2 separate regions of the Homo sapiens genome follow, and region 2 is linked to region 1. A link is a loop called in an ENCODE intact Hi-C map of the cell type or tissue named here. Cell type or tissue: heart right ventricle. All regions are shown on one strand. Each heading gives the region's core, and the rest is flanking DNA. Links, peaks and the distances in the headings are about the cores only.

Region 1 (14,420 bases), core at 11,157-13,656:
CAACCTCCGCCTCCTAGGTTCAAGGAATTCTCCTACCTCAGCCTCCTGAGTAGCTGCGATTACAGGCATGCACCACCGCGCCCAGCTAATTTATTTTTCGTAGAGACGGGGTTTCTCCACATTAGTTAGGCTGATCTCGAACTCCCGACCTCAGGTGATCCACCTGCCTCAGCCTCCCAAAGTGCTGGGATTACAGGCGTGAGCTACCGCGCCAGCCAGGATCACATTTTCTTAATGAATTATCTCTACAAACATTACATTTAAATCTTAAAATGATAATGAAGAACATATTTTCAAGTGAAGTCAAGCAGGAAAATGAAGTCAAGCAGGAAGGGCAGGGCCTGCAAATTCTTCAGAGACGAATAAACAGATCTTGAAGACTCCCAAGGTGCTAGGAATGGAAAGGGAGTCTAGGGTGACGCCCAGGTCTCTCGCTTGCAAGGATACAGAGCAAGGGAGAAGAAACAGGTTTGGGGGAGATGAATTCCATTTTGGAGTTTAAGGAGCCTGTGAGCTGTCCAGCAGAGGTGTCTAGGGAGCCTGCTAAAGCTAGGAAACAGATTTGGAGCCTTAGGGTTTAGGAATTTGGGGATCTTTGCTGTAAAGGTATGAGTGAAGACACCTGCTGTTCCTCCACACCCTGGGGGCATCTTCCTTGAAGAAATCAAAGGAAACTGATGTAAGACTTAAGGATTGAAAGTATCATGTTTTTTCATGCTTTGGAAGAAATGTTCTTTAAAGTCTAGGGTGGTACCTGAGTTATATAGACAGTTCATCAGCTTAGACGTGACCATTTGGTTAACACCTTCCTTGAAAGAATTTTTTGTTTTTGTTTTTGAGATGGTTTGGTTAACATCTTCCTTGAAAGAATTTTTTTTTTTTTTTTTTTTTCTGAGACAGAGTCTCACTCTGTCGCCCAGCCTGGAGTGCAGTGGCATGATCTCAGCTCACTGCAAGCTCCACCTCCCGGGTTCAAGCCATTCTCCTGCCTCAGCCTCCTGAGTAGCTGGGACTACAGGCGCCCGCCACCACGCCTGGCTAATTTTTTCTATTTTTAGTAGAGACGGGGTTTCACCATGTTAGCCAGGATGGTCTCGATCTCCTGACCTTATGATCCGCCCGCCTCGGCCTCCCAAGGTGCTGGGATTACAGGCATGAGCCACTGCGCCCGTTCAAGAATTTTTGTTTTAAAACAATTTCCGGCTGGGTGCAGTGGCTCACACCTGTAATCCTAACACTTTGGGAGGCCAAGGTGGGTGGATTACCTGAGGTCAGGAGTTCAAGACCAGCCTGGCCAACATGGTGAAACCCCGTTTCTACTGAAAATACAAAAAAAAATTGCTGGGCGCAGTGGTGCACGCCTGTAATCCCAGCTACTCAGGAGGCTGAGGCAGGAGAATTGCTTGAACCCGGGAGGCAGAGGTTGCTGTGAGCCGCGATCGTGCCACCACACTCAAGCCTGGGTGACAGAGCGAGACTCCGTCTCAAAAAAAAAACAAAAAAACAAAAAACAATTTCCACCTCCTGCCCAGCCATTTGTCATCTTAGGAATCGCTGCAGCTGCGTCTGTTCTAGCATGCTTACAATGGTCTCCCTCTCAAATGCTTATCTGGGGAGGTCAGTGTGCCATGTACCCTGGGGAAAATAAAAGCTACAGCCCAGTTGGGAAAACAAGACAAACACACTACAAAAATAGTTAAATACAACTGGGCGCAGTGGCTCCTGCCTGTAATCCCAGCACTTTGGGAGGCCGAGGTGGGCAGATTGCCTAAGGTCAGGAGTTCAAGCCTGGCCAACATGGTGAAACCCTGTCTCTACTAAAAATAGAAAAATTAGCCGGGCATGGTGGTGCACGCCTGTAATCCCAGCTACTCAGGAGGCTGGGGCGGGAGAATTGCTTGAACCCCGGAGGCGGAGGTTGCAGTGAGCCAAGACTGTACCATTGCACTCCAGCCTGGGCAACAGAGCAAGACTCCATCTCAAAAAATAATAATAAATACTAACTGTACTGAATTAACTGTTCACCTATCAACCTGCTCTGTTGCCATCCTTTGAAAACTCCAGGAGTAGGGAAGATCCGCCCACCATCCCCAGCTGGCCTTGGGTCTGTCTACGGCACAGGTGTGAGGTCAGCAACTGGAAAAGCCCTCCCAGATCGCTGCCCTGGAGGCACTTGGGATCTGCTGCATGTCTCTGAAACATGTATAGGTATATATGTATGAAAACAATTGACCGGGCGCAGTGGCTCATGCCTATAATCCCAGAACTTTGGGAGGCCAAGGCGGGCAGATCACTTGAGGTCAGGAATCTGAGACCAGCCTGGCCAACATGGCGAAACCCCGTCTCTACTAAAAATACAAAAATTAGACGGGTGTGGCGGTGCGTGCCTGTAATCCCAGCTACCCTGGAGGCTGAGGCAGGAGAGTCGCTTGAACCCAGGAGGTGGAGGTTGCAGTGAGCCAAGATGGAGCCACTGTACTCTAGCCTAGGTGACAGAGCAAGACTCAATCTCAAAAAAAAAAAGAGAAAACAATCTGGGGCCGGGCGCGGTGGCTCCCATCTGTAATCCCAGCACTGTGAGAGGCCGAGGAGGAGAGATCACTTGAAGTCAGGAGTTTGAGACCAGCCTGGCCAACATGCCAAAAGCCCGTCTCTACTGAAAATTTAAAAATTATCCGGGTGTGGTGGCACAAGCCTGTAGTTCTAGCTACTCGGGAGGCTGAGGCAGAAGAACTGCTTGAACCCAGGAGACAAGAGGTTGCAGTGAGCCAAAATTGTGCCACTGCACTCCAGTCTGGGAGACAGAGTGAGACCCTGTCTCAAAAATAAAAACAAAACAAAACAAAACAAAAAAACAAAAAACAATCACTTAGGTAACCCAAAATAGTGCCCATCATTTGTGAAAAGAAATACTCACTAGTTGTATTCTACTCAGAAAATGGTTGCCTTGCTTAAAAAGTTTTGCAGAAAACTGCAAAAGTTCCTCATTTCTGGTACTATTCGGTAATATATATGTAGGTTTCTTTCCTCAGTTCCCACTCTGGAAAAAAAAAAAAAAAGGAAAACGAAACTTTTTTTTTTTTTTTGAGACGGAGTCTCGCTTTGTCGTGCAGGCTGGAGTGCAGTGGCGCGATCTCGACTCACTGCAAGCTTCGCCTCCAGGGTTCACGCCATTCTCCTGCCTCAGCCTCCGGAGTAGCTGGGACTCCAGGGGCCCGCCACCACGCCCGGCTAATTTTTTGTATTTTTTAGTAGACACAGGGTTTCACCGTGTTGGCCAGGATGGTCTCGATCTCCTGACCTCGTGATCCGCCCGCCTCAGCCTCCCAAAGTGCTGGGATTACAGGCGTCAGCCACCGCGCCCGACCGGAAAAGGAAACTTTTAAAAATAGCTGCTGGTGCAACTAACTTACGTGCTCTGGTAAACAAGAAGAGATTAAAATAAAAAACAATAGCTGCCCAAATACCCCCTTTTTAAAAACTAGATGCAAAAAAAGGGAATCATCTAATCCCATATTATAAAATTAAAATTTATTTTCATTTGTTGTTGTGTAAAACTCACATGTGGAAGTGTTCCTTGCACAGGCCGCAGCATGCAATACAGTTTCACACTTCTGCCAGATATTCTATCTCAGAAAGCAAATTACCTGCAAACTAACACTGGATGACAAGTGTCACCAGAAGTGCTTTGGAAACATGATTATGTTATACAAAGACTTGGCAAATCCAACAGCATACAGTGCAACTGAAACCTTCCCCAAGGATCTGAGAAGTCTTGCCGATGGAATCCTTGGACATCAAGAGCCAGGCGAGGAGCAGTTTCCGATCTGCTGAGATTCTGCTCCGCCTTCACGCGAATCAGCATAGCCAAGTGCCCCATCCACCAGCCAAGTCCTTCAGTGCTGAGGACGCACGCATAGCCAGGACAGTCACGGGCAAACGTGACATCAAATCCGAAGGGCGGCTGTCGGCTCCCTTCCTGCCAGCCCCAGCGGGCACCCCGTCAAGTTCTCGCTCTGTAGGCAGCTGGAGTCTCAGGCTCCTCAGAACGATCACTGGGCTCTGGCACCTCTCCCCACACCTGTCTCAACCACTGGTCCGCCTCGCTCTCCTCCCTCAGGTAGCACCAGATGATCAGCGCCACGAGGAAGCAGCTGAGGGGCAGCACCTTCCACCAGGGCCGCTGATGTCCCTTTCCCATGGTATGGCCCACCGACCAGCGGTGAGGGTTGGCTTTGCTGGAGGAAAACTCAATGGGGCGGTCAGGGTCGTCCTCTTCCTCGGCGGCAGGGTGGGCCCGATCCCGGGAACCGGGCAACGGATGAAGGCTTCGGGAAGCCCAGCCTATGAGCCTCAGCGCCCGGACGGCCCTGGAAGAGAGAGAGCAGTAAGCGCTCCGCCCGCCCGCCGGTGTCTGCCCTCGGCCCTCCGAGACCTTGAGGAGCTCACCCGGCCGCCGGGGCACACAAGACACGATTCATTGCTGCCTTGACTCCTCGACTGACGCCTTGGCGCGCCGTGATAGCGTCACTTCCGTCGCCGGAAACCGGAAACCGGGCGCCATACCAGGCCTCCGCTCACGACTACAGAACGTGGTCCCAGTAGCGCAGCGGAAATGACGTTCGGCTGCGAAGAGCTCTTTCCGTCGCAGGCCCGGAGTGCGCGATGGCATGCCGGGAAATGTAGTTCTCCGTCCCTTTCGAATAGGACCGACACCCCGGTCCCTGGCCCCGAAGAGAGGCGGGCGCCGCGGGGGCGGACGTTGTCCTCAGAGAGTTGTCTGAGTTTGCCTCGGAGCAGTTCTGAACCGTCATGAAGGTGCGCGGGGCCTGGTTGGGGATCCGCGCCCTCAGCCCTGCCCGCCTGCCCTGGGCTGGGCGCCCGCACCTCTCTGCCGGCTTCCCCGAAGGCCGTGGCACCGCCCTATTTTTTTTTTTTTTTTTTTTCCGTTTAGTTCTTTTCGTGAGACAGGGACTCTCTCTGTCGCCCAGGCTGGAGTGCAGTGGCGCGATCTCACGTCACTGCGGCCTCTGAAACCGCCTTTGCAAAAATTATCACTGAGGAAATGACAGTGGAAGAGATGAGACCTAAGGGGCTCCGTCGTGCTTCCCACCCTTAAGCTGTCCTGGTTCATTCCTGGGCGTGGGCAGAGCTAACTTTGGGAAGGATTTCAGTTCATGGTTTCACTCTGAATCAAAGTCAACAGCCCTTTCCAGAAAAAACCCCCGTCTTGCCTGAAGACCAGTCTGCCTTTGCAGGACTAATAAATCAGCTGCAAAATTAGAAATTGGCCGGGCGCCGTGGCTCACGCCTGTAATCCCAGCACTTTGGGAGGCCGAGGCGGGCAGATCATGAGGTCAGGAGATCGAGACCATCCTGGCTAATACGATGAAACCCTGTCTCTACTAAAAATACAAAAAATTAGCCGGGCGTGGTGGCGGGCGCCTGTAGTCCCAGCTACTCGGGAGGCTGAGGCAGGAGAATCGCTTGAACCTGGGAGGCAGAGGTTGCAGTGAGCCGAGATGGAGCCACTGTACTCCAGCCTGGGCGACAGAGCGAGGCTCAGTCTGAAAAAAAAAAAGAGTCTGAACCTCCCCAAATTGCTCCTGGGGATAACATCACTATTGTAAAATCTAAGATCAGGCCGGGTGTGGTGGCTCACGCCTGTAATCCCAGCACTTTGGGAGGCCAAGTCGGGTGGATCACGAGGTCAGGAGTTTGAGACCAGCCTGGCCAGTATGGTGAAACCCTGTCTCTACTAAAAATACAAAAAGTAGCCTGGGGTGGTGGCGCTCGCTTGTAGTTCCAGCTACTTGGGAAGCTGAAGGAGAAGAATCGCTTGTACCCTGGAGGTGGAAGTTGCAGTGAGCCAAGATCATGCCATTGTGCTCCAGCCTGGGTGACGGAGCAAGACTCTGTCTCAAAAAGCACAACAACAACAAAAACCTAAGCTCAAAGATCAGTGCCTGAAATATTTAGCAGAGCGTGCACTGGATGGATCAGCTGGTACCACCCAGACCGGTCATCTGGCCCAACCGGTTCTGCCATGCCCGCCAGGAACAGAAGAGTCTGAACGTGAGTCCATCTCCAACCTGACCAACCAGCACTCCCCACTTCCCAAGCCTCTACCCTCCAAATTATCTTTAAAAATTCCTATCCCCAAATGCTCCGGCTGACTGATTTGAGTAATAATAGAACTCCTGTGTCCCGCACAGCCAGCTCTGCGTGAATTACTCCTTCTCTATTGCACTCCCCCTGTCTTGATAAATTGGCTCTCTCTAGGCAGCAGGCAAGTTGAACCCATTCGGCACTTAGACCTCTGCCTCCCGGGCTCAAGTGATTCTCCCACCTCAGCTTCCTGACTGGCTGGGACCACAGGCGCCCACCACCAAGCCTGGCTAATTTTTGTATTTTTAGTAGAGACGGGGTTTCACCATGTTAGCCAGGCTAGTCTCGAACTCCTGACCTCAGGTGATCCGCCGGCCTTGGCTTCTAAAAGTGCTGGGATTATAGGCGTGAGCCACCACGCCCAGCCTTTATTTATTTACTTATTTATTTATTGAGGAGGAGTTTCATTCTCATCGCCAGGGTTGGAGTGCAATGGTGGGATCTAGGCTCACTGCAACTTCTGCCTCCCGGGTTCAAGCGATTCTCCGGCCTCAGCCTCCCAAGTAGCTGGGATTACATGTGGGCACCACCACACCCAACTAATTTTTTTGTGTTTTTAGTAGAGATGGGTTTTCCCCATGTTGGCCAGGCTGGTCTCAAACTCCTGACCTCAGGTGATCTGCCCACCTTGGCCTCCCAACGTGCTGGGAGGTGAGCCACTGCACTCCGCTAATTTTTTTGTATTTTTAGTAAAGACGGGGTTTCGCCATATTGCCCAGGCTGGCCTCGAACTCCTGGCATCAAGTGATCCACCCACCTCAGCCTCTCAGAGTGCTGGGATTATAGGCGTGAGCCACCATGCCCCTCTCTGTTTTAGGAGAGACTCTAATTCCCCTAAGTTGGGCCTCTACCCTACTCCCGTTCTTTATTTTTTATTTTATGTTTTTGAGACGGAGTCTTGCTCTGTCGCCCAGGCTGGAGTGCAGTGGCGCGATCTCAGCTCACTGTAAGCTCCACTTCCCGGGTTCATGCCATTCTCCTGCCTCAGCCTCCCGAGTAGTGGGACCACAGGTGCCTGCCACCACGCCTGGCTAATTTTTTTTGTATTTTTCAGTAGCGACGGGGTTTCACCGTGTTAGCCAGGCTAATTTTTTTTGTATTTTTTAGTAGCGACGGGGTTTCACCGTGTTAGCCAGGATGGTCTCGATCTCCTGACCTTGTGATCCGCCCACCTCGGCCTCCCAACGTGCTGGGATTACAGGTGTGAGCCACTGTGCCCCGGCCCCACTCCCATTCTTTACCGGAGACCTGCCACTTACCCAGAGTCGTCCAATCAGGGCTGCAGAGTCTTCTATTTCCTTTGGGTCTGGGGTCCCCTGAGTATTGTCCCTTCAGGGTTCACCAGAAAGATGTTACAGGACCCCAACACTTTCCCAAAGTTAGCCTTTGGGAAGGGGGCTTCCACACGACAGTCTCTTCTGTGGTTCCCCAGAAATATGTTACAGGAAAGGGGTCCTGATCCAGACCCCAAGAGAGGGTTCTTGGATCTCACGCAAGAAAGAAGTCACGTCAAGTCCATAGAGTAAAGTGAAAGCAAGTTTATTAGGCAAGTAAAGGAGTAAAAGAATGGCTACTCCAGGGCATGGTGGTGCGCGCCTGTAATCCCAGCTACTCCGGAGGCTGAGGCAGGAGAATCACTTGAACCTGGGAGGCGGAGGTTGCAGTGAGCCTAGATCGCACCATTAAACTCCAGCCTGGGCAACTCCATCTCAAAAAAAAAAAAAAAAAAGAATGGCTACTCCATAGACAGAGCAGCCTCACCAGTGCCTGAAAAGCCCGAACCTTGGCGCCTTTGGGGAGACTGATGTGTGTAATGACTCGTCTCCTGAGTGGCGGGGCCTGCCTCAAGTCAATTAAAGTCTTTCTTTACTGCAATGCTGTGGTCTCAGTGAATTGATTTTGTCTGTGCAGCAGGCGGGACGAAACCTTCCGGCGGCTGCATTAACCCCTCACCATGAAGGCTTGACAAGGAGCACCCCAAAGCAACGGGACCCCCCCGTTTTTTGTTTGAGACAAAGTCTTGTTCAAAAGACCAGGCTGGAGTGCAGAGGCGCCGTCATAGCTCACTGCAGCCTCGACCTCCTGGGCTCCCACCATCCTCCCACCTCAGCCTCTCAAGTAGCTGGGACTACAGGTGGGTGCCGTCATGCCTGGGTAATTTTTTTTTTTTTTGAGATGGAGTCTTGCTCTGTTGCCCAGGCTGGAGTGCAGTGGCGCAATCTGGGCTCACTGCAAGCTCTGCCTCCTGGGTTCAAGTGATTCTTCCTGCCTCAGCCTCCCAAGTAGCTGGGATTACAGGCACCCACCACCATGCCCAGCTAATTTTTGTATTTTTAGCAGAGACAGGGTTTCACCATAGTGGCCAGGCTGGTCTCGACCTCCTGACCTCGTGATCCTCCCGCCTTGGCCTCCCAAAGTGCTGGGATTACAGGCGTGAGTCACTGTGCCAGGCCTAATTTTTTTTTTTTTTAAATTTAGAAAATAAGGCCAGGCATGGTGGTTCACACCTGTAATCACAGCACTTTGGGAGGCCAAGGTGGGCAGATCACCTGAGGTCAGGAGTTCAAGACCAGCCTGGCCAACATGGTGAAACCCCGTCTCTACTGAAAATACAAACATTCGCCAGGCGTGGTGGCGCATGCCTGTAGTCCCAGCTACTAGGGAGGCTGAGGTGGGAGAACTGCTTGAACACGGGAGGTGGAGGTTGCAGTGAGCCAAGATCGCACCACTGCACTCCAGCCTAAGCGACAGAGCAAGACACTGTCTCAGGAAAAAAAAAAAAAAAAAAAGAAAACATGTCATTTCTGTGTGTGTGTGTGTTTCCATCTTTTAAAAATTTATTTTATTTATCTTTTTTGCAATGGAGTCTCGCTCTTGTCACCCAGGCTGGAGTGCAGTGGTGCAATCTCAACTCACTGCAACCTCTGCTTCCCGGGTTCAAGTGATTCTCCCACCTCAGCCTCCCGAGTAGCTGGGATTGCTGGCACCCACCACCATGCCCGGCTAATTTTTTTATTTTTAGTAGAGACATAGTTTCACCATGTTGGCCAGGCTGGTCTCGAACTCCTGACCTCAAGTGACCTGCCTGCCTCAGCTTCCCAAAGTGCTGGGATTACAGGCATGAGCCACCACACCCAATACATCTTTTTATTTTTTATTTTTGCAATATGTCTATGTAACAAAAACGTGTCATTTCTTATGCCCAGAGTTTGAGAGGAATTCACATTCATTCCCGTAGAGAGGTTAGTTGGAAGCCTGGACGTGCCTCCAATGAATGGGGAAAGGTGAAGTGCTTCTTTCCTCTCAGGATGGCCCTGGAGCTAGAAGGCCTGCTCCTGACTTCCGGTGCAGGTCACCCCTCCTGTCGCCCGGGTGGTGGCGGGGACCTCGGCCCATCTGCTGCACTGTGTGTGGCCGGATGGCCCTGGACAAGCCCCTTCCCCTGAGCCAGAATCTGCTCGCCTCTGGAGCACCGGCTCCTGCACGTGCTTCCCAGCAGAAGAAGCGCCAGATCTGGGACCAGTTCTGTTCCCCCAGGAACTCTTGGCATCAAGGCCAGGAAGGGGGGCTGGAGGTGTCCTGAGCTCAGCAACACCTGGGCGGCCTGGCCCCAGACTGTGTTTGGGGCTGCTGTGTCAACAGAGGCACCTGTTTGCCCAGGTCCTCCTCAACGGGCCCTGCCCCACCTGTTCTACCCCAGAACCCCACCTGGAATCACTGCCAAACCAGTCCCCCTGTAGGGACCTGGGAGCACCCACTGTTGTGGGAGGAGGGGGCTCAAAGTGTGGTTGGGGAGGACTGGTCAGCCTCATCCTGGTGTGCAGCCCAGGGGGGCTTCCTGAAGGAGGTGGAAATCGAAGGGCCCTCTGGTTAGCCATGGAGCCTTTGGGTTGGGCTGGTGCACCTTCCTGGTTGTTGTGGTTTTGGGCAGTTGCGCACAAGCTGCCCCAGGACAGCAGAGTCAGGGGCAGAGCTGGAAGGTACAGGCAGGGGCTGAGGCTTCACTCGGGGGGCGGGCCAGCCTCTGAGGGGCCAGGCCACCAAGTTAATCTCAGTCTCAAACAGAAATGAGACACCTGGGAAGAGTGTGAAATGGGCATCCCCCGTCCCACTCAGCCCACTGTGAGGACTGGAAGACGCCACCCCGGGTTCAGCAGTGCCCCAAATTCACGTCCCCTCAGAACACAAGAACTTGACCTTGTCTGGAAACAGGGTCTTTGCCAATGTCATTAGTTAAGACGAGGCCCTTCTGGACCAGGGTGGGCCCTAAATCTAACGACACTTCTACTAACGACTAAATCTACTATCTCTTCTAACGACTAAATCTAATGTAACACTTTGGAGGAGCTGGGACTCCAGGCGTGAGCGCACCGCCGGCTCCCGTGGTGCCCATCTGCCCCCAGTGGCCATTGACTGGTGGGCGTTGACTCCCTCCCGCCCCCCGAATGCTGTGTGTCTGCTTGACCCCGGGTGGGAAAAGCCACAGCCGGATGTGCCGGGGCGCCTGTGTCCCCGGGGCCCTGCTCTCCTTGGTGAGTCCATGTGGAGCTGGCACTGGCCCTGCCCAGAAAGCTGCTGTCATCCTCCCCCTCCCCCAGGGACGTAAACCAACACCTCGGCCTTCATTATCTCAAAGCACACAGAGAAATTTCGTGGGAGGCCTAATGTCCCGCTAATGGGCGGCGGAGGCTGCAGCCCTCGTGTGCCTAATGGCGGGTGACTAGCCGCAGAGCCTCTTGAGAGCTGGCATATTGGAGCTATTGATTTTCTCCAGGAAGATCAATCTGGGGTCCGTGGGCACAGCAGGCATGCTGCACTCGGAAGGGCAGCGCCTTCCTCCCAGGCCTGAGGCCCCACAGCAAGGGTGGGAGCCGGCGGGGCTGTGGGCCGGGAGCTCGGTTGGGCCCGATGCTGCCCCCCGACGAGAGGCGCGCTGGCCGCAGATGCTGGAAGACGCCCGGGCCCAGCCCCACTGCCGGGGCCTCCTGTGCTCCTCGGCCTGGCCCCGGCCGCCCCCCCCACCCCAGGCAGGACACAGGCAGGCAGTGGTGTGGGACGTGCATTTCTCCACCATCCCAGATGCCCCAGAGGCTGCTGCCCCACCCAGCCTCACCAGAAACCGCAGTCACCTCCTCCTGAAGGCCTCCTGAGTCTCAGAACTCAGGGGTAGGGGGCTAATTAGCGAGGAGCTAATTCATCCACCCGTCCCCCAGGGGGTCCCCATATCCCACCCTCGCCCCTCCGGCCACCCCTGGGTTCCCCTTCGCTGCCTGCTTGGACCGGTGCAGTGGCACTGTCACCCCTGAGCCTCAGGCCAGCTCCCCGGGTGTCCATGACAGTCCCACACTGCTCTGCCCCAGCACCTCCTCCCAAATGCCTGTCTGCTCCGGTTTGCGCCCACTCTAGAATTTTCCATTCCAGACTAGGGTTTTCTCTGTGGTCTCCTGTCAGGCAGAGACGAGCATCCAGACAGCTCCGGGACAGGTGGGGTCACGGGCGGGGTCACAGGCAGGCCCCCAGCACCCGAGTCAGAGGACAGCGGGAAAACCCAGGGCCCTGGGGCGGGAGAAGCGTGCGGCCTTGCTGGGGAAGCAGGTCACCCCTCTGAGGCTTTCTCTCCAGGGGCGGGGGAAGCGCCGAGGTTCAGGCAGCCACGGCTCACCCCCCTCCAGCATCCAGAGGCTCCCGCGTCCCGGCTCCTGGCCGCTGCCTCCAGCTCCAAAGCCAGCAGCGTGGCCTCTTCCATCCTCTCAGCCTCCTGCCTCCCTCCAACAAGGATCCACCAGGTGACCGCCTGTCTCCAGGTCCTTCGCTTAGCCACGCCCGCCGTCCCTCAGCTGTGTCGGTGCTGGGGGTTCGGGCGCGGACGTCCTGGGGCCATCACAGGGCCGGTGTTTCCAGGCTGTCCGCTCCGCGGGAACCCCTTCCGCTTCCCGAGGGCAATGCCCGCCGAGCCCCCGCACACGCCTCCTTCACGAGGGGCTGGGTCTCATTTCCTCACCCTTGGCGTCCAGGACAGTGACCAGCACCGACGAGGCCGAGCTGAGGTCCACCTGCGCCCGAAGCCTGGGCTGGCCATTTCCTGCCGCCCGCGCCTTTCAGGACAGAACACAGGGGCCCAGAGGCCCTTCTGGGTCCTCCACTGGAGTTCCCTCGGGGCCCCGGCTGACCCCATCCCTGCTGAGACCCGCAAGATGGAGGCCTGCAGTGCCCAGACCCCAGGCCGGGTTGGCTCCCGCCCTTCCCTCCGCAGGCCCCGGCCATTCCACAGCATGCGGCAGAGGGCGCCGCAGCCACTGCCAGGAGCGGCAGAACCCCCACCCTCTGCAGGTCCGGCCCCGGGGTTCTGAGCCACGAGGGCGGGCGCACCCAGGGCCCCCGGCCGGAAGCTCCCCGGGTCGGGAGGGCCAGGGGCTGTATCTGGTCAGAGATGGGGGCCTAGGGCCCTGAACCCCAGGCAGCCGCAGGTCCTCAGCCACAGCTGGATCAGAGGGGAGCTGGTGAGGCTGGCAAAGCCCCCCACAGCCAGGGCCTGGCCAAGCATCCTCAGACCCTGGAGTCTCAGGGCGGCCCCCATGAAGCCAGGGACAGAGGCCCCTACATGGTTTGGACACTCAGGGCTGAATACGGCCAGATGCACCTCACCTGGGGCATGGGCTCCCTGGGCTGTGGGCTCCCTGGGCTATGGGGTCACCTGGCTGTGGGTCACTGGGCTATGGGGTCACCTGGCTGTGGGGTCGCTGGGCTGTGGGCTCACTGGGCTATGGGGTCACCTGGGCTGTGAGCTCACCGGGGCGTCGGCTCGGCTTCTGCCTGTGAAGGAGCAGTAAGGAGAAGCCGTAACTGGTGGCTGTGCCGATGCTGTCCCTGTCCCCACTCCCAGCAGCCTTTCCTGGGACCTGCAGGTGACCCCACCCCTCACCATGAGACCCATGTGGAGGCCGCCGGCCTGCCCTCTGCAGAATCTTACTCTTAAGTTTGAACTTTTCGTTTCCTGTCCCTTCCCTGGAAGCTGGGGGTCCTGACTGCAGCCCCGGACACTGGGTGATTGCATTGACTGCCTGAGGCCCCCTGGGATCTCCTGCCCTCCGGGTGCCCAAGAAATCAAGGCGGGGCCAGAGGTCCCCAGGTGCAGACAAGGGCTGGGCCTGTGTCCAAATCTCTGTGTGTTGGATGTCACTGGGTGAGAGGAGCTGGTCTCCCATCTGACTGGGGGACGCCTGGAGCGTAGGGGTGAGGACCGGGGTGGGGGGTAGCATCCAGAACCCTCCTGGCCCCTGGAAGGTGAAGGCCCAGGAGCTGGGGGCTCGGGACAGGGGGTGCTGGGGCCAGGCCAGGCTGGGGGCTGCTGTCCCGTCCTCAGAGCCAGAGTCCCTGGGAAGGACACTGTGGAGTCCTCCCAACCTGGGCCACTTGGGGCTGCTCTGGGGAGTACAGTGCCAAGCGGGGGCACACCTGGCGAATGCCAAGGTCAGGGACAGTCACATGCGGGTGGCGCCTGTGCGACCTGAGCCATGTCCCCACAATGCGTGTCTACCTTGAGTCTCCGAATGGGACCTCATTTGGAAACGGGCACCCTGCAAGTGTAACTGGTGAAGCTGAGGGCACACTGGGTGGGCGTTGGCCCTAAATTCAGGGACGGGGTCCCCCTAGGAGGGCAGAGGACACACACAGGGAAGACCCCGTGAGGACAGAGGCAGAGACTGGGGAGACGCAACCACGAGGCAAGGAGCCACTCCTGGAGGCCCTGGACCAGGACCTCTGGCCTCCTGACCTGTGTTCCAGGCTGCCTGAGTTGTGGTCATTGTCACAGCAGTCCAAGGAAGCTAACATGGCCCCCACAGTGGACCAGCTGGGGCCACCCAGGAAGAGCCAGGGAGTCGGTGGGAGCGGCAGAAGCCCTTGGGGACGCTTCTGGGGGAGGCTTTCCTGGGAGCAGTAGGTGAAGGGAGGGTTCCCAGCCCCCCATTTCCCACCCCAGGGGTGGCTGCAGCTGAGGAAGGAAGGCCCCTGGGAAGAAGCCTGGGGAAGAAGGGGGTTCCGCCATTAAGGATCAATTGCAAACACCTCTGAGCTCTGGGCAGGTGGGCGGCAGCAGCCCAGCAGGCGTCCTGGTAACCACTGGGCCAGTGGAGATGGTCATGGCTGTCCGGGAGGTCCCGATGGCCGAGGGAGCTGGGCAGGTGCTCCAGGAGCCCCACCTGCAGCCCACACACCGGGCCCTGGCTGGGGGTCCCTGGGACCTCGCTTCC
Region 2 (14,420 bases), core at 7,673-10,172, 120 kb after region 1:
ATGAAAATGCTCTTTCTTTACTCATGAGTAAAATAAACAAGAAGTTTAAAAATACACGGGTGAGTTCTGGCTTTGTTCTCACGGTTGTTGGGGTCTTTGAGGCAGAGAGCAGCAGCAGGATCCCCAGGGATGAGCTTCAGATGGGACGCTGGAAAGGAGACAGGGAGGCCAGGACGCTCGGAAGGGGACAGGGATGCTCAGTGGTTGCAGAGGAGAGGAAGGGGCTCAGAATGATGCCACCGCACCGTGGGGTTTGAGTGGCAGGTGTGAGGCTGCATAAATAGGAAGGCGCTTACAGCCCATGGGGTCATCTCAACAGTCACGGCACAGGGACACAAGGTCTCCCAAAGGCCGACTCTCTGAAACTGTCAGCAAGGTTTTGACTCGCAGACACCCCAAGTCTCTGCTGCAGAGCCTCACAGACTCGGGGTTGGACGCTCCTTCTGCTCTGAAGATAATGCTGGTCTCTGAGGCAGTGCCTCTGCTCCAGGCTTCCGAGGGAGTCCCGGAGTACTGGGGTAACACACATCACGTGTGCCTCAACCACACAGCTCCATCCCCAACCTGCCGCGCTCAGAACCCTCAGCGGGGAATGTCATCCCCACTTCACAGGCAAAGAAACTGAGGCTTTGCAGAAGGCATGTGGCTTGGACAAGGTCCCACGAGGGAATTCAACCCCCTTGTCCACTCAAAGGCCCTCGGCTGCACCGCACAGCCTGGACTGCGCACTTCCTCTCGCATCCTTCACCAGCAGGGACCAACAGCCGTCTTTTAAAAAGATCAAAGCCTATGAATAACTTCAAAGCTTCCACCGGCTCTCAGAACTCGGTGTCTTATGGGAAGCCCGAGGCTTGGGTCTCCGCGTGACTCCGGCCAGGCGCCCTTCTTCCAGACTCTGCCTGCTCTGCTGAAGAAGGAGCCGCAGCCCCGTTACTGTGCTGAACCTCTCGCGGGGGCAGCGGCTTTAGGCCCCTGGAGGTGGGGCCGGGCGCTCATGTGCTTTGGGACCATCACTGGCGTCCAGCCCACAGAGCACCCCCGGGGGAGGGAGTTCCCAGCCGGCCCTTGGCCGCAGCTCTGCACCTCCAGGCCTCCTAACTGCTGCCACCAACACCCACAGGTGGCCCAGGCAGCCCAATCTCAGGGCAGCTGGAAGCCTTGGCGCCCCTCCCTGTTGCTACCTCTTGCGTTCCTCCAGTCACAGGGCCGCGTGTAGCCTCTGGCACGACCTATGCATCCGTCCCAGGCGCCCGGCTGTCCACTTGCTTAGGCCTGCTCACCTCAGGCCAGCAGGACACACGAGGCCCCTCACAGAGCCCCCTGGACTGCCTCCTGCTCACCTGCCTGCGTCCACTGCTCCTCCCTGAGCCCTGGTCAGCCCCTTGGACAATATTTACAACATCCTCCTGCAACTTGTATGGCATCTGCAGGTGGCTGACCCTCAGTGAACCTGAGCAGCGAAGGTTTGTCCACACAAGGGAAGCGTCACGGAAGCTCCTTGTAAACGGGACTCAGCTCAGGAAAAGGAACAGGCTCAACGGGTAACTTTTCTTTAATTTTAAAATTTATTTTAAGACAGAGTCTTGCTCTGTCACCCAGGCTGGAGTGCAGCCACCACATCCCCCAAGGCCCCAACACGGGGACGCGCCCAGAGTCTCCCTTGGCCGTGCTGGTGTCTTCCTCCTGCCTCTCTCGCCTTCTCCTTCACCGACGTCCATCTGCACTGGTGCCCACCTCTCCAAGCCCACGTGCTGCTCTCCCACGGGGTGGCCCCTCTGTCCACAGCAACATTCGCTGCCCCCACTCACGTGCACCCATGTCCCCAATCGGGTGAGGGGCTGCTACCTGCCACCACTGCACATCAAGCTAGCCTATGAACCTTTCTGCAAAATCCTGCCGTGTGACCTAGGCAGGCCTGGGAGTCAGCCCTGGCTGGGGGCAGCAGCTCTAGCCTGGCCACCCCACTGAGTCCAGCCAGCTCCTAGCGTCTTCCTTCCTGCCTTGGCCAGTGTTCCTTGTAAAATCACCCAGCACGTATGATGGGCTGCGACCGTCTGTGCTGTGAGGCTGGGTGCTGGTTTGCTCACAATTCCATCCCGAGAACCAGTCTAGGGTCGGGGTGGGGCAAGCCAGGGAAGACAACGTCACACCGCGTGCCTCCTCACGCAGGCCAGGGAAGACAACGCCACACCGCGTGCCTCCTCACGCACACCAGGCCACCCTCGGGGTTTCCGGATGTCGCTGAGGCCCGCGTGGATGTCTCCGGACGGCTCTGTGCCCTGAGGCCCTGCCCCATGGGGCACATGGAGTCAAAATCATCCAGCGCTCGTCACTCGCAAACATCACCAGGAGCCTGCCTGAGGGACAGGGGACGCGCCCCGGACATCCTGAACTCTGGTCAGGGCAAAGAGGGCTGGACCCAGGGCAGAGGAGCCCGGTCTCGACTTCATCCAGGTTCAGGCCCTCCCGTGCCCCTGCCAGGGGTGTCCTGTGGCCTGTGGTGAGTGGGACTTTCATTACGGATCAGGGGTGCTCTTTCCCTGTGAGGAGCTCGGGGGACCAGGGAGGCCTGAGGTCCACCTCACATGCCATGTCCAGAGGGGGTCTCAATTTCTCCTCCTCACTTCGTCTCGTTTTGGATATTTACGTCATCTCTCTGTATTTCGTGCGTTCTGTCAGGCATCTGAAACAAGGTGGCTTGGGAACAGATGACCGTGTGATTGAATCTCGAGGCAGGCGAGCCAGAGCCTGGCGCTAGCTGAGGGGGAGCCCCACCCCTCTCTCCGGTGGCTCCACGTGGCTCCGTCACCACGCATGCCCCGCCACACATCAAACGGGCACGTAAGACCCTGCCTGAATACAGGTGGAGGACAGAGCTCCCGGGCTTCACCCCCTGCTCGGCCAGGACCCAGCTGAACCACGTTCTCACCGACACCTTTAAAAGTCAGCTGCTACCACGCACAGCCACGCAGAGCCACGCAGAGCCACGCACACAGGCAGCACCCCAGGAACCCGTATAACACCCAAGCAGTGAACGCCAGCTCCAAACAGCTTTCTTGGGGCAGGCGGGAGCGTGGCTCAGACAGGAAGGCTCGGGCAGGAGTGCCTCCTTCCTGGCAGGGCGGTGGGTCTGTGGGTGCCCTTGTGGTGAGCCATGCACCCTGGGGACTTGGAGGCTGCAGAGTGGCTTGTGGGGCACGGCTGCTGCACAGAGCCCCTGCCATGGTGTGTGGCACAGGGCTGTGTGCCTGGAGCTGCGAGGAAGGAAGGCTGAGAGGCCAGGGCTGAGGGCGAGAGGACAGGTCAGGGGTGCGTCTGCTTATTCCCAGCTCCCAGGAACCTTGGTCACTCACCCTCACCACAACTACACGTGCAGCTGTGCCTGGTGCTCAAGCCCACCTCGGTCATGCCATTCTGGGCTATGCTCCTCCCAGGGCAGCTCTGCATCCCTCCTCCCCCTTCATTCTGGTCTTTCCTCCCCTCCAGGGCAGAGCGCAGAGCCCTGGGCAGGGAATCTGAGCTGCTCCTCTCTCGAACATGACCTTCTGCGTGATGTTTTAATGCCTCCCTCATTTTGCAATGTTTAGAGAAGCAGAGGCTTCTGAATGGAAGTCATTGCCAAGACAGTTAAGAGCAAAGATGGCACAGCACCGTGCCACAGATCCTGCTGGAAGGGGCCTCCAGAGCTCACACACGTCCCTAATGTGTGGACAGGACGCCCTCAAAATGCAGGCCTCACTCCGGTCCCTGCAGGCTGTACGTGGTCACTGCTTGGGGCTGGCTGTGGAGTCCGTTGGAGCAGTCAGGAAGGTCCTGCCAGTCAGCCAGGGCAGTGTCTGCCTCAACCCTGGCTCCTGCTGGTCCCATCTGCACAGGCCCTAGGGCAGGTGAGAAACCCAGGGCAAAAGCGCCCCCTACCTCAGGCCTCACCAAGCTGCACGGTGCCACGCGGCCCCCCACCTCAGGCCTCAGCAAGCTGCACAGTGCCAGATGGCCCCACGCCTCAGGCCTCAGCAAGCTGCACAGTGCCAGATGGCCCCCCACCTCAGGCCTCAGCAAGCTGCAGAGTGCCAGACGGCCCCACGCCTCAGGCCTCACCAAGCTGCACAGTGCCACGCCGCCCCACGCCTTGGGCCTCACCAAGCCACACGGTGCCAACGCCGACCCAAGCCTCAGGACTCACCAAGCCACACGGTGCCAAGCCACCCCACACCTTGGGCCTCACCAAGCCGCACAGTGCCAGTGACGTCCCATGCCTTGGGCCTCAGCAAGCCACATGGTGCAAATGCCGCCCCACGCCTTAGGCCTCAGCAAGTTGCACGGTGCCAGGCTGAGGTCAAGCACATCTCTGCTGTCCTCTGGCATTTCCAGTGCCCTGGGCTCTGCCCCTTCCTCCAAGCACTCTGGCCCCACGGCCACCTATGCCCATGCTGAGCCAGGTCCTCACCTGCTGCCAGGCTTTCCCGCTGTCCGTACGGGAACCCCTTGGCCACCAGGCTGGCTCTCAGCCCCCGCGTCTTCTGTTCCTTCTTTAGAGAGAACCTCGCGGGAGCGCTATGGTTTCTAACTCTGCAGTTACTTTGGAGATGAAGGAACGTGAGCTCTCAGTTACGTGGCAGTGACGCTCACTGGGGTGTCTGTTTTGCTGCGAGAAAAATGAGCGAGGGGCAGCTGCTGCCGCTTCCCATGGCCCTGTCAGTGGTGCCTGCCTGTCTGCGGGCAGGCAGCGTGCTCCGCTCTCCCCCTTGCCAGCGGAAGGCTCATGGTGCCATGTGCTGGCTGCTCAGACTCCTCAGCAGCCCGGGGACCCCGTGCCCCAGGGTCCTTCATGCCTCCACTCTCTGCGCACTGCCCTCACACCCTGGAGGTCTCAGGGCTGGGGGCGCCACCCAGGCCGGAGCGGGCACAGTGGAAAAGCCTGGCATCCAGGAAGGAGAGCTCCCTCCGCCCCGAGTGACAGGAGGGGACGCTGTGGAGGGAAGCAGCTTGAAATACAGTGGGTAGGACGGCGGGGGGACCCTCAGTGGCGAGGAGCAGTGTGCCTCCAGGGATGCTGGGACGCCGAAAGCCTAGACTGAGACGATCCCACACACCACCTCAGCCTGGGGCCGGGGCAGATGTGAGCGCTGGAGCAGCACCCAGCCCAAGGGCCAGGTGGGAAGCAGATGCCTCGGCTCCAGAGCTTTGAGGTTATTCTGTGAATCCAGATTGCATTTCAATAAATGTTGAGGTTGAACCGTGTGGAATTGCTAATACTGGCAATAGTGGTTCCAACGGATACTTCTAACCACGTAAACACTCACGAAGTAAAGCAGCCCGCATCCCCCACCACCCCTGAGCCTTGATGCCAGCGTGCCTGCCCCGTGCACGCGTGAACCTCGACAGCTTCCCCTGCTGGGCTGGCTTCCCACAGGCGTGCTCTGAGGAGGCAGCTTGAGGATCTCCCCATCCCCTCTCGGCCTCCACCCAGGACACACAGCAGTCACCCTAGAGGCCAGCACCTTCAGGGCTCTTGGGACATTCTGCTGCTCCCTGGATTCTGGTGTCTGTGATGAATGCGGGCACAGGGACCTGCTCCTGAGCCTGGATTCTGGTGTCTGTGATGGATGCGGGCGCGGGGACCCGCTCCTGAGTGGTGAGGCTGCTTCCCTCTTAGATTCCTGCATCAGTTACCTGAAGAGTGCCCTGAAATTTCAAGGCAAGTCATTTAAAAAGGTGCAACTGTTTATAACGACTTAGTTTTGGGAATCGAATTTCCCAAATATTGTTCAATAGAAAACAAGGCATGGCGATGACAGGCTAGGGACTCTGTGGGGCTGTTGCTTCACATGCAGTCCCTGACTCCAGGCTGAGTGTCTGTCAGCACACACATTGTCTGCTCTGCAGCGTGCAGGGGCCTGGGAACACACTGCTTCACCACCACCTCATTTGGGCCCCTGTGTAAGGTTTTATTTGCGGGAGAACATTTCTCTGCTACAGAAACGTGACGAGCCCTGGTCCCTGAGGGCAACAAACGCACCTCCCTCTGAAGTTCACTCACAGAAGGCTCCATCTGCCCCTGACCACGCATCCATGTGCCCTGCCCACCTGGCTCCTGCAACCAGGTGTAGGTGGGGGACAGAGAAGGCTGGGCACAGGCCTGCTGTGAGTGGGGAAGCAGGCCCTGACTTAAGCCACTGAGTGAAAGATTTGTGGCAGATGGGGTGACGGGGCCCCAGGAGGTGAGGGGGGCAGGTGGGGGGCACTGGTTCAGACCCATGTCTGACCCCTGCTCAGCCCCTTGCTGGTTATGAGGGGCCCAGATGAGCTGCTTCTCCTCGGTCCCAAGTCCCTCAGCTGCTGGGAGGAGGGAACACCACCATGAGCCGCTTGGGGGTCGGGCAGCTGAGCACGCAGGACAGCACGCCTGAGGAGCTGGCCCCCCGCGGAGTCTCCGGTCAGGCAGCGCCCTCGTCTTGGATGCTGTGAATTCAGTGACAGGGAAGCCGGTGTTGCTGGTGGGCTTCCCCTTCCCACCTCCACCCCCACGCCAGCGCCTTCAAGGGTCAAGTCAGGCAGAGAGGAACAGCTGTCTCAGGAAGACAGAAATAGCAGAGTAGGGCCCGTCCCTGCAGGGATACGACCACTGCAGCCAGGCCCGGCGGCTGGGATGAACCCTTCCCATCAGGAAGACATGGGACCCAGGGCTTGCAGGCAGGTGAGGGGGAGGGCGTGATGCTTCCCGAAGCCACTGCCCAATGGAGGCACAGCCTGTGCCGACCGCCCTTTCCGAGGCAAACAGAGACCACGAAAGTGGCGTGACGGCTGGCGTGGCCTCTGGAGCCCACCTGCACTCACCACTGCCTCTCTGCTCTTGGCCCACAGTGCAGTTCGACATGATGCGCGCCTGCAACCTGGTGGCCACGGCCGCGCTCACCGCAGGCCAGCTCACCTTCCTCCTGGGGCTGGTGGGCCTGCCCCTGCTGTCACCCGACGCCCCGTGCTGGGAGGAGGCCATGGCCGCTGCATTCCAACTGGCGAGTAAGTACCTGGGCGGGTGTGGCCACCGCGCCCTTGCCCCCTGTGGCCTTCTGGTGCCACAGGAGGGTCCTGAGGCCTTGGGTGGCCTGGGGGGAAGCTGCAGGCCATACCTCTCAACATGGCCACAGGCCACTGAGAAGCCCCATGGGGCATCCTCCCTCCCTCTTGCTGTAGGCAAGAATGATGAAAGACAGAAACACACCCAGGCCAAGGAGCAGGGAGGCTGCGACCACCTGGCGTGTCTGTCACACCCTTTTCCACTTTAAAGGCTGAGGCACTTTGCTTTCCTGAGTCTGTGGGGTCTGATTGCTGACTGGCCCTTGTGCAGTCCACATGGGGCAGCCTGGGTCCTGCCCCTTCCTCAATGCTGAGGCAGCTGGTGGGGAGCAGCCCCTGGGCAGAGGCAGAAGAGCCCATGCCTGGCCCTGACCTTCCCAGCTAAGAGGCCTAGAACAGGTCAGGCCTAGGAAGGCCAAGGCATGTGCTCTGTTATAAACGCAGCTTCCTAGGACCTGCCTGGGGTCAGCCTGGGGTCAGCGCAGGCCCTTTCCGTGAGCGGGACAAGACAGAGTGAGAACACGCTAGCACGTTCCACACTGCCTGAGCCGACAGTGAGGTGCCTGCACGAGCACATGCTGTGTGCCTGGCTCGGACACTGATGCAGACGGCAGGACCATCACGAGGCCCTGGCTTCCCCAAGCCGCCATGTGAGTTGGGGAGGAGGCCCGGCCTTGCAGGCGAGGGGCCATTGGTGCTCAGAGCCTCCTCTCAACGCTCTAGACCCAGCAACCTGGGACAGGTCTTGAGAAGACCTGGCGTCATAGAGGGTGACAGTGATGGAGTTGTCGTCAACGACCTATGGAAGGGTCCTGCGGTGTTCTAGACAAGTGCTTGAGCCACAGCAGTGTCCAGCCATGACCCCCAGCGACCCCAGGGGGCTCTGCTGGTCTTCTGTGGCTGACTGAGAGGTTTGAAGACTGTGGGCATCTGGGGCAGGCTCAGGTCTCCTGCTGCTCACTGGGACAGGTCAGCCCGGTGCCCGCAGAGACAGGGACACAGAGAAAGCGAGCATGTCGGCCCATGGCTGAGCATGACCAGCACGGAGCTGCCCGCACCCTCCTTCTCCTCCTCGAGGCCGGTGCAGCGTTCTGCAGGTTGCCCTGCAGTTCCCACAGAGGAAGTGGCAGGAAGTCCAGAGTGAATCATTCTAGGAATAATGATCCTGGGCCCTTATCTTTCTTAAGAAATACAATTTCCAGAAGGAGGCTGACAGACTGTGGGGGCAGGTATTCCTGTGCTGGAAAGTGCCCTGAGCGAGTCAGGCCGGGCTCTCTGAGCGCTATTAATAGCATGGCGTGGCCCTGGGCAAGTCACTTCCCCTGGCGGGTAGGGGCGGGAAGGGAGGGGCCTCGAGGCTTCAGTGGAAGAGCACAGGGCGTGGAGCCTGGAACTGGAGCTGTGTCTTGGCTCCATCACCATCGACGTGGGGTCAGGCAGATGACTAAACTAACGTGAGCCTCTGCATGCCCAACTTCGAAAAGGGTAATTTCTGCCCCCACCCAACTGACTGTAAGAACGAATGAGACAGGGATGTGGGACCTAGGACTGACTCCGCCTCCTCCCCTCCTGCATGACTGCAGGGAAAACATGAGACTCTCAACGAGGTACCCAGGCTAGGAAAGCTCCCACGGGGCCCTCTGCTGACCCGAGGGCCATAAAACAGAGAAGTGGTTTTCCTGTCTCACTGAAATGGCCAATCTCTACCGCGTGCAGGAATCGGAAATGCCGTGGCTTAAAGAAGGAAATGGAAGATTTTGAAAATGTAATTGGAAATGCTGGGTCAGAATAAAGATATTTTAGCGGCATAGAGAAAGCAAAAGCAATAGTTTTTGATTCTGAAAATAACTCCTTCTGTAAGATAACCCAATGGATCACTACATTTCTTTTTTTTTTTTTTTTGAGATGGAGTCTTGCTCTGTCACCCATGCTGGAGTGCAGTGGCGCAATCTCGGCTCACTGCAACCTCTGCCTCCTGGGTTCAAGCGATTCTCCTGCCTCAGCCTCCCGTGTAGGTGGGATTGCAGGCACCTGCCACCACGCCCCACTAATTTTTTTTTTTTTTTTTGAGACGAAGTCTCACTCTGTCACCCAGGCTGGAGTGCCGTGGCACAATCTCGGCTCACTGCAAGCTCCACCTCCCGGGTTCACGCCATTCTCCTGCCTCAGCCTCCTGAGCAGCTGGGACTACAGGCGCCCGCCACCATGCCCGGCTAATTTTTTTTGTATTTTTAGTAGAGATGGGGTTTCACTATGTTCGCCAGGATGGTCTCGATCTCCTGACCTCGTGATCCGCCCACCTTGGCCTCCCAAAGTGCTAGGATTATAGGCGTGAGCCACCGCGCCTGGCCACGCCCCACTAATTTTTGTGTTTTTAGTAGAGACGGGGTTTCACCATGTTGGTCCAGCTGGTCTCGAACTCCTGATCTCAGGTGATCCACCCACCTCAGCCTCCCAAAGTGCTGGAATTACAAACGTGTGCTACTGCGCCCAGCTGGATCACTGCATTTCTTTTTCTTTTTTTTCTTTTTTTGAGATGGAGTCTCGCCCTGTGGCCCAGGCTGGAGTGCAGTGGCGCGATCTCGGCTCACTGCAAGCTCCGCCTCCCGGGTTCACGCCATTCTCCTGCCTCAGCCTCCCGAGTAGCTGGGACTACAGGCACCCGCCACCACGCCTGGCTAATTTTTTGTATTTTTAGTAGAGACGGGGTTTCACCGTGTTAGCCAGGATGGTCTCGATCTCCTGACCTTGTGATCCGCCCGCCTCGGCCTCCCAAAGTGCTGGGATTACAAGCGTGAGCCACGGCACCCGGCCCAGATCACTGCATTTCTTAATAAATCTCCTTGAAACTCTTGTTTAGAATTATTAGGACTACTGTGGATTTGGCATGTCGAAAATGACAGCTTACTTCCTGCAAAATCTTATTTCAGGACAAGATAGTGTTTCTAAATGTATTTTAAAAAATCACACATGGGGGCGAGCACCCTGATGGACTAAACCGAGCTGTCTTACAGCATTCCCGGGGGACAGGGCTGGAGGCCTTCGGAGGCCTGTCCTGGTCAGGAGGGATGGTGGCGGGGGCGGGACTGTGCTCCAACACGACCTCTGACAAGGTTGGACCAGGCTCTGTTCAACAACCGCCAGAACGGCAGGCACCAGGGCGAGGGCCAGCAGCACCAAGAGGGCCCCTGGTGTCTCGGTGGCTTTTCTTGCCCCCACAGGCCACCTCTCCCCCTCAGTGTCCAACCATCACCCCTAACGGGTCTGTTTTGCCCAAAAAGGAAATGCATTTTGGCCCTGTTTAGACTTGTTTCATTGACAAACAGGACAGAAAGTAGCTATGTGCCTTTCTTCTATCATGTTGCTAATTTTAGAGTCGGGTTTTTTTTCCTGTACTCGCGTCTGTTTTAAACAGTCAGGGAGAGACTGAAGGGCGCCAGGATGTCCTGTCACAGGACAAGGAAACGCCTGCTATTACCTGTTATGCAAGTGAACCTCGATCCCAGGGCTCGGCAGAGGTGGGGTGGGCAGTGGGGAGAGAAGATGCTCATGAAAGGAGGAAAAGTACATGGAATTATGGGGAGGCTGGAATACCCTGGAAAGCCAGAGTGCAGCACACTGAAAGGAAGGCTCCTTGTCAGCTCCAAAGAGAGGCGATGGGGCCTGTGCTTTTGCTCTCGCTCCATGAATGTTTCTGGGCTCAGTGCCATGCTCAGCACGACGTCTGGGTCTGCAAAGGGACCACCCTCCTCGCCCCTCAAGGCTCCCTCTTCCCTGCTCTGACACCCAGAGAGAGCAGCTGAAATGTGCGGGGACCCCACTGTCCTGGCTTGGCTGCCGCTGCCCTTGGCATTCTATTCAGAGCTTGCATTCTGCTCACTCCACAGACCCCTAGCTTCTCCCCTCTCCTCCTCGTGGCCTCTTTTCTCTGCACTGCACCTCTGTTCTTTCACAGTCTGTGGTCTTGTTGATTTGTGCAGATAGGCACGGGCAGAGAGGGAAAGGAGTATTGAAGGGGGTCAGGGCAAGTTGCCAATGGAAGGTAAAAGGTCATTACAGCCTCTGATGGCTGCAGCCACAGCATGACCCTGGCACCTGACGCCTGAGTGGCACAAGGCTGAGGGCGACTTCTGCAGGCAGCCTAGGCCGGGAGGCTCCCTGGCACTCTCCGGTGCCTGAGGATGCTCCGAGCCCTCAGGTGTTTCCCAGCTGGATCGCTGGCTGGTTCTGCAGGAGCCCAGAGCAGGTGGCCTGGGTTCTGCTCCTGGCTCTGCCCCTGGTCAGCTGTGAGTGCCTGGACGAGCCCCCCTTCCCCTGGTGTGATCTGTGCAGTGGAGAGTGACCACTCCAGCGCACAGATGTGCCCTCGTCAGCAATGCTCGCAGCTGTTATTCCAGCGTCTCTCTGAAGCCCTGCTGGGTAACATGCATGCTGAGAAGCTTCAGGCCCGAGGCGCATCCCACGTGCTCCCTGGTGCAGCACCTGTGCTCCCCACCTAGGCCTGTCTCCCTCGGGGGCGCAAACTGTCCTCTTGGCAAGAACACTGCCAGGATCCGTTCATGGAGCAGGGCCCTCCCGCCCGCAGCTCTGGCTTTCACACAGGGCCCGGGCCTCAGGGTCTGCTGTCCTGAGCCCGGCCTGAAGAGAACACTTTTCGGTGGTTTGATCCAGCAGCCCTGCAGAGCTCTGTACTTGGGTTGAGTCATATCTTCAATGGGCAACTCCTCAGCTGTTGCTGGAGCCCCAGGGCAGCTGTGCTGTCTTACTTGGGCTAGCATGAGGAGGTCGTGGCCATGCAATGGGGTCAAGCCAGTGAAGTCCCCGCCGTCCCCCAGTCGGTGCTCACATGACACTCTCTGCATCCGTGTGGGGACCTGTGGCATCTTTGCTATAAGTATGCTGGGCTTAGCTGGGTTTCCCCTTGTTTTGGTGCCAGAGAGGTGGGCATGATGCCGAAGGCTTCTCGCCTGCTTCTTCCTTGAAACAGTCCCTCTTTCCCACTCCCCATTACCTTGTAATTTGTATAAATGACTTCCAATCCTTTTTGGAAAATGGTGGCATATAACCCAAAATTCCCTGGACATGACATCGGGGCACCAGAAGGACACTAGAAAGGGCACCATGGATGGCACTGGTCCGTCCCGATGCCCCGTGACACACTGAGAAGCTGACTTGTAGAAGTCCGCTCTTCGTGTTTTATTCTGAACTGCCTTCAAAATGGCATTTAGGTTTTCCTGGAGACGCTGACTTTATCAGTCCTTAAATGGCCAGCAGGGTTGATACTCACTGACATGGAATCTTGCTCGCTGGTGAGAAAGTCTGCTGTTCTCTTAGACTTGGGAATCGTCTCGTGGAAATATACACTTTTTTGTTATTTACAATAACCCGGTTCTTTGCTTGGTCTGGATTATTTATTTATTCGAGATAGGGTCTCACTCCGATACCCAGCCTGGAGTGCAGTGGTGCAATCTGGGTTCAATATAAGTTCCGCCTCCCAGGTTCAAGTGATTCTCCTGCCTCAGCCTCCCGAGTAGCTGGACTACAGGCATGAGCCACCATGCCCAGCTAATTTTTGTATTTTTGGTAGAGATGGGGTTTCACCATGTTGGCCAGGCTGGTCTCAAGCTTCTGACCTCAGGTGATCCACCCACCTTGGCCTCCCACAGCGCTGGGATTACAGGCGTGAGTCACTGTGCCTGGCAAATCATCTATTTATTTCTTAAAGCATAGATGGGGTCTTGCCACGTTGCCCAGGCTGGTCTCACACTCCTGGGCTCAAGTGATCCTCCCGCTTCAGCCTCTCAAAGTGCTAGGATGAAGGTGTGGGCCACTGCAATCAGCCTGGTCTGGATAGCTCGCTTGCCTGTCTTTGGTACCCACTCCCCAGGCATCAGTTTATGTCCCTTCGTCTCTTCTTTCCCTTCCAACTTTGGCTGTTGAGAGCTTCGGAGCCTCTCGCTCTTCCCTCCCAGGGCCTCTCCCTCTAGAGAGGATTGTTTGGGTCACCGTCATCTTGTTGCTCACAGGTGGGAAATGCCAGCCCCAGCAGGGACTTGAGGTGGCCAGGGGGCCGTCTGCTCCGCATAGATTCTCTTTAGAGCCAGTTGCACCCAGTTTGCTAGCTCTGCAGCTGTACGAAGAGCATCAGGGGTCAGCCCTGGGGTCTTTCCACTCTGCCACCTGTGTGCATGTGTGACAGCCATTCCAAAAGGAAGGCCTGTGACAGAAGCTGAAGCCCCAAGAAGCCGCAGGAAGGAAAGGAGAGGGGAAAGGGCTGGCTGGGCTGCAGAGCTGTAATTCACACTGTCCGGGCGGCTCACAGGAAGAGGTTGTTTGCTTTGGCAACACAACTTCATGAAATGGAATTGATTCCATGGGCAGAATTTCGTGTTTGCTAAAACTCTTCCCTTACATTTGTTTCTAGACAAACTGATGAACATGATTGAAGTTTTGGGAGAAAAGTCTTCAGGAAACAGGACAATGAGGAGAGAGGGAATCTTAATATAAAGATGGTGGGAGAATGGAAAACTCAAAGGTTTAGGGCCAGCCCCAGCCCTGTCTCCTTCCACCCCTTCCCATCTCCCCCACGTAGGGAAGGTGGGAAGGACAGAAGTAAAAGGCTTCAGAACGGCATCCACAGCGCAGTGCGATCATGCAGCTGACTCAGTCACCTTCTTACGCGCGTCTGGAGGCCAAGGTTAGAGCAGCACAGCGAGGCATGTAGCTACAGGCGCCTCTGCATTTCCGTGTATTTGTTGGCTTTTTACTGCTGACAGGTGGAACACACGGAAGGTTCCCTCATGCCAGGCATCTGTTCACGACGTGAACCTTTCTTCGTCAGGGTAGGATCTGGGCCACCGTCCTCCGCAGGAGCCACCTGGCGCTCTCCAGCAGCGGTGCCCCTGCCTGCTCTGGTGCTAGGACGAGGGCAACGTCCCGTTTTCACCGCATGCCTAGGGCCGCGCAGGTTCATGAGGTTCAGGGCCTGGTGGCGCCTCTGGGTCTCACTGGCGTCCGAGGGCGCTGTCCTAACCTTCCAAACCCCTCTCTACCCTAGTTGTGCTCCAAACAGAACCAAAGACAAACAAAAGCCGACGCTGCTCTCCACACAGAAGTCACGTAAATGCAAAATTTTACTTAGCCTTTTTTCACACAAGGTACAGACCTAGAATTTTCCCATCTGCTTCTGTGGCAACAAAAATGCCAAGTAAGCTCCAGCCTTGGAGCTGTACCACCAGCGAGTGAAGCGCGGCTCCCAGAACGCGGCTCCAGACGCACCCCAGGTGCTTTTCTTTCTTTCTTTGTTTTTTGAGACTGGCTTTCGCTCTTGTTGCCCAGGCTGG

The links. A loop is a pair of places that touch in the nucleus more often than their neighbours do. Peaks named below come from ENCODE experiments on the same cell type or tissue, not always from the same donor. Only the 100,000 strongest peaks of a DNase experiment are listed, where the experiment ranks them.
Region 2: a loop joins it to region 1, with 1.8 times the contacts of the local background. A loop is called at or near these places in 10 of 110 quality-filtered maps.

The regions. Positions count from the first base shown.
Region 1 is chr16:1,416,243-1,430,662 of GRCh38, forward strand. It overlaps LOC105371044 (a long non-coding RNA gene), which reads right to left and starts at 12,517. Exons shown (of 2, transcript XR_932996.3): 1 at 12,170-12,517; 2 at 9,309-12,039. UQCC4 (ubiquinol-cytochrome c reductase complex assembly factor 4) reads right to left here and starts at 4,505. Exons shown (of 2, transcript NM_001272051.2): 1 at 4,450-4,505; 2 at 3,510-4,370. The coding sequence starts at 4,481. The coding sequence ends at 4,004. RefSeq lists enhancers at 3,796-4,651, 4,139-4,208, 4,219-4,268, 4,519-4,678, 13,632-14,420 and 2 more and silencers at 12,440-12,599, 12,630-12,679. In heart right ventricle, for the core only: a CTCF peak has its summit at 12,441 (motif pointing right); no DNase peak of the experiment used is centred there; H3K4me3 peaks cover 1,061 bases.
Region 2 is chr16:1,535,057-1,549,476 of GRCh38, forward strand. All of the region lies in intron 19 of IFT140 (intraflagellar transport 140), which reads right to left. TMEM204 (transmembrane protein 204) reads left to right here. Exons shown (of 3, transcript NM_024600.6): 2 at 6,865-7,020. Among named protein-coding and RNA genes, the nearest start is that of TMEM204, 8.6 kb to the left of the region's middle. RefSeq lists an enhancer at 7,365-8,067. In heart right ventricle, for the core only: a CTCF peak has its summit at 8,744 (motif pointing left); a DNase peak (open chromatin) is centred at 8,535; H3K4me3 peaks cover 2,172 bases; H3K27ac peaks cover 2,500 bases.